Linked DNA regions of Homo sapiens: region 2 is linked to region 1. Evidence: read pairs that join two places in POLR2A ChIA-PET (ENCODE). Cell type or tissue: Caco-2. All regions are shown on one strand.

Region 1 (2,500 bases):
GACATAGTTTATACTCCTTAGACAGCCTGTTAGCGTATTAGAAGCTTGTGATGACTGAAGTAAAAATACTGCAAAGGTCCTGGGGAAGGCTAATTAGGGTGGGATGAGTTCTTTCTTAGATTTTTGTGATGCTGTTTTCAAAAGCCCAGTTCAGCACCCTATCAGAGATACTTGCACATAATAGGTGTATAGAAATGTTTGTTGAATAACTATTTGGAACCCATGTACTTCTGATTGAAGATATTTTGTACCACTATTATACTATTTTTTTTTTTTTTTTTTTTTTTTTGAGACAGAGTCTTGCTCTGTCGCCCAGGCTGGAGTGCAGTGGTGCGATCTCAGCTCACTGCAACCTCCACCTCCTGAGTTCAAGCAGTTCTCCTGTCTCAGTCTCCCAAGTAGCTGGGACTACAGGCGCACACCACCACGCCTGGCTAATTTTTGTATTTTTATTAGAGACAGGTTTTCACCTTGGTCAGGCTGGCCTTGAACTCCTGACCTCAGGTGATCCACCCGCCTTGGCCTCCCAAAGTTCTGGGATTATAGGCATGAGCCACAGTGCCTGGCCACTATTATACTATTTTTTTTTTTTGAATCAGAGTCTTGCTCTGTTACCCAGGCTGGAGTGCAGTAGCATGATCTCAGCTTACTGCAAGCTCTGCCTCCTGGGTTCACGCCATTCTCCTGCCTCAGCCTCCTGAGTAGCTGGGACTACAGATGCCCGCCACCACGCCCGGCTAATTTTTTTATAATTTTAGTAGAGATGGGGTTTCACAGTGTTAGCCAGAATGGTCTTGATCTCCTGACCTCGTGATCTGCCCACCTCGGCCTCCCAAAGTGCTGGGATTACAGGCATGAGCCACCGTGCCCGGCTATTATACTATTTTTTCATGAAGTGAAGTTTACATATCTCTGTATTAGGATTACTGTATACTTTACCAATAAATAGACTGCTATGGCAGAATAAAGGTTTTCTTAGAGGTAGTAAAACTGAGGGCAAACCTGAGTTGGGAACATTTTAGCTCTAAATACATACAGTACATTTAGCTGCCTTGGCTAATTTAACTTTTAGACAGGGCAAATGGAATAAGGCAGATGTTGAGGTGCTACATTGTTGGTTCAGAAAAATGGTTGTGAGTTTTGAAAGAAGGCATGATTCTGGTAAGATCTGACTGTGGGCAAGGGGCTGTTGAAACAAACAGTGCAGTGTTTCCAGGGCAGTGGTGAAGGACTTGACCTCCGTTGTAGCTGAAAATGAAGTCCTTCTCTAACAAAGCCATAGTAGCAGCAGCAGCAGCTGTTGCCACTGCCACCTGCGTTCAGTGGCTGTGTGAGGTGGCTAGACCAGGAAATGATTCCATGGCACTAGGCATGTATAAGGAAAGACTTACTTTGGCTCTGGCAAAGTGGTTGTACAGGTTGTGGGTGTCACTTTAAACATACAAAGATCTGCTTGCTGGAGGAGGGGCAGCTTCTTGAGGATCAGGTGTGCATCTGAAAGGGATGAGCTCATCCTTCTAACCAGACCTGCTCTAGACGCTGACTGAATGTTTTCCTAGTTCCAAGTCCTGCAGCTGGGAGAAGCAGGAAATGATTGACACTTCAGGCACTTGGTGAGTAGCAAAAAGGAAAAAAAAAAAAGGCATTTTTGGGGAAGCTTTTGAAATGTGTGTGTGAGTATCAGGTTGAAGGTGACATACACATTCAGTCTTTCTCTAAGTTGAGGATTGCAGTAAAGTGTATGGTGGTATTGAGGAAAGCAAAGCTTAGGTGGTTCTAACTTTATTCTACTGCTTCTTTTTGAGGTGACTTTCCATGACTTAACAATTTTGTTTCCTACACTGTCTTGACTGGTTTCATTTCTCTAGGAAATAAGAATCCCAGGAGCTCCTTTTTTATTTTCAAGGATCTTCATGACTTGTTTTGGAGCTTTTATTGATGGAACTTACCCCACATTAGAAGACTTCTGTGTTGGATTTCAGAGCTCCTATACATGATCCTGTTTTGTTTTAATTTACCCAAACTTTCCTATTCACTTTAAGTAAGGTTCTTAAACATGAAATTGGTTTAGAAAAGAAATATCATTTATTATTTATTTGTAACCTTTATTTTAGGTTCCAGGGTACATGCGCAGGTTTGCTATATAGGTAAACTGCATGTTACAGGGGTTTGATGTACAAATTATTTCATCATCCAGGTAATAAGCATAGTACCTGATAGGTAGTTTTTTGAGATAGAGTTTCACTCTTGTCACCCAGGCTGGAGTGCAGTGGCGCGATCCCGGCTCACTGCAACCTCCGCCCCCCGGGTTCAAGCGATTCTCCTGCCTCGGCCTCCTGAGTAGCTGGGATTACAGGTGACCGCCACCACACCCAGCTAATTTTTGTATTTTTGGTAGAGATGGGGTTTCACCATGTTGGCCAGGCTGGTCTCGAACTCTTAACCTCAGGTGATCCGCCTGCCTCAGCCTCCCGAAGTGCTGGCATTATAGGCGCGAGCC
Region 2 (2,500 bases), 2.0 Mb after region 1:
GATAGGGGTGTGTGTGAGAGAGAGATATTCCAGTTTGCTAAGTTGGTGCAAAACCCCTACTGATCGCAGTCCTGTGCTGCTGAGCCTTTTATGACAACAGCTTCCATTTGTGAAGCCCGGCTATGACACAGGCGTCACACACCTTAACCAGAATCCACACGATGGCCCAAAGACAGCGTCAGTCCACTCCTTTTCTTGGAGAAAGAAACTGGGGCCAGAGGGGGTAAGTGTTCAAGCCACACAGCAGCCAAGGAAGGCTTGGAACTCAAGTTTGCCCCCACCCCGCCTCGGAGTCAGAGCTCTTAACCATGCAGCTCTCCTGGCCTTCCCACTACAGAACGCTGCTCCAAGTGCGATGCCAGGAGCTGGCATAGTGAACCCCTCCCTGTGCCACACGTGGCAGAAGGAGGCCCACAAGCACCTCAGCTCAGGTCAGGGCACAAAGCCTGGACTGGTGGAGGGCACACCCACCTCCCTGCTCCTGCTAGGCCTCCTCCCTGCCCTTGTCCCACAGGGGGCTGGGGGACTGCCTTCATGGGGTGGAGATGCGGAGGAGGCTGGAGGGGCTCTTGGAGCTGCAGAGGGGCGATTTTGTTGGAAGGGAGATAAACAGAAACATCAAAAGGAGCCCTAGTGTGTGTGGAGAGGAGCCTGTGGATTAAATTCTCCTCCAGCTGAGAGAGGCGATGAGAAGGCTGATAGCGCCCACCGCGGGTCCCGGAGCCAGAGCCCAGCCACTACAGGCTGCGGAGCTGGCAGCTGCCCGCGGGGAGGCCGAGGTGACAGCTTAGCTTTATTTATTTCTTGGGAGGGGAAGGACACATGAAATCCCTCCTGGCTCCCTGCCGGTCCCTCCCCGTGTAGCTCCTGCACTTTGCTCCTAGGGCTGCAGCTTTCCCACCCCCACGAGGGCAGCGCCTTATCAGCCGGCTGCCAGGAGGGCTGCCCCGCAACTTCCCTAGACCTTGCCCCCTCCCTGCCTCCCATTCCTGGAAGTGGGGGGTAGCTTTGAGAAGGGTCAGATGAGCCACTGCTCCCTCCTAGTCTCTCTAAGGCTCCCAGAGCCAGCCGACCTGAGTCTGTCCCAGCAGACCCGGCTCCGTGTGCTGACCCAGCGTGGTTGTCCAGCTGTTTGTTGAGCTTACATGTTGGGCCCTCAACAGACATCAGCTCGTTAAATACTCCCTTGGGAGGGAGGGTCAAGGGTGATATTTCCGCTACTTAACCACCTGCATGCAGACCTTTCCCTGCCTCAGAGGGGTGGATTTCAGTCTAGGTCCTGCCTTTGGGTTGGGTGGCCTGACTTCTAAGCATGGCTTCCCTTGGTCATTCATTACCTGAGGGCTCTCAGCACTGGCGCATTCCGCTGCAGGTGGCCTGGGCCCCCAAAGGGAGGGAGGCCTGAGCCAGCCTCCAGGCTCCCTCCAGCACAACGAGGCCTGCAGATGCCTCCTTTGTCTCTCTGGCTCTTTGGCCCTCCCCATCCTGAGGCACTGCCCTGCTATTGGTGACACCAGCTTGCCTCTCCGGGATGTTTGTCTCTCTCTGCCATCAGTCAGGGTGGCCCCTGGGTTAGTGACCCAGGGGCGTGACGCAATGTTAAGAGAGCACAGTTCAACGTTGAGGAACAGGCTGGGTCACTTCCTAGCTGTGTGACTTTAGACAACTCACTTCCTCTCCTGAAGCCTCAATTTCCTCATCTGTGAAGTGGGGAGGGTAAGCACATCTCACAGAATTAAATGAAAACAGTATCATTTCTCTGCTCCCCCGTGTTTTGTAAGCATGTGAATTGTGTTTTCTTGCCTAAGCCAGGAAATTCCCTATGGCAGGGACCTTGTGTGTTCTTTTCTTTGTACCTCAAATGCTAGGGGACCGTCAACCAACCCTGTAAACTACAATGTGCCCTTGGAGGAGGTCTTAATTCCTTTTCATGGAAGAGGAAGGACCAGGGTCATGTGAAGGCAGGGTGGCCTCAGGAGCCACAGCAAGGACCAAGGCCACCTTTATGTTTGGGGTCGGGGGGTAGGGGGATGCTGGGGCAAGATAAAGGGCCAGGGCTCTTGTGAGGCACCCAGGGAGTTCTGGTTGGTGGGCTGGTGTGACACCCTCAGCCCAAGCTGGATCGGGGCTGGGAATCTGGAGTGCGGAGTGGGGCCCCCAGAGTCAGTGCTGCCCTCACCAAAACCAACCCTGTCCCCAACTCGGGTCTGCCAGGGAAGAGCCCCATGACCTGAGCTTCCAGGGTATAGAACCTTGGAAGCCACAACCTCTGGAGTTGAGCCTAGGCTCAGGCACTGCCTTTTACAGCTGTGTGATTTTTGCATACACAATTTTATATCCTTGAGCCTCAATTTCCTCATCTGTAAAATGGGAAGAATGCAGCCTATTTGATAGGGCTACTGTGGGTGAGCTGCCAAATCTTGGTCAAGCATCTGGGACGGAATAAGTGTTCAATAGAGGAGAGCTATTATTATTGTTCTAGGAGTAGTGGGGGTAGGAG

The links. ChIA-PET counts read pairs that join two places held together with the same protein. Peaks named below come from ENCODE experiments on the same cell type or tissue, not always from the same donor. Only the 100,000 strongest peaks of a DNase experiment are listed, where the experiment ranks them.
Region 2: POLR2A ChIA-PET joins it to region 1 with 5 read pairs; 1 of 35 experiments calls an interaction of 5 or more read pairs at or near these places.

Annotation. Positions count from the first base shown.
Region 1 is chr10:73,600,645-73,603,144 of GRCh38, reverse strand. It overlaps a transcript of USP54 not described here. Among named protein-coding and RNA genes, the nearest start is that of USP54, 11 kb to the right of the region's middle. In Caco-2, no CTCF peak of the experiment used is centred here; a DNase peak (open chromatin) is centred at 1,464.
Region 2 is chr10:71,637,363-71,639,862 of GRCh38, reverse strand. The region is part of intron 11 of CDH23 (cadherin related 23); the gene reads right to left. Among named protein-coding and RNA genes, the nearest start is that of C10orf105, 81 kb to the left of the region's middle. RefSeq lists enhancers at 42-979, 1,437-1,731. In Caco-2, no CTCF peak of the experiment used is centred here; DNase peaks (open chromatin) are centred at 892 and 1,482; H3K4me3 peaks cover 485 bases.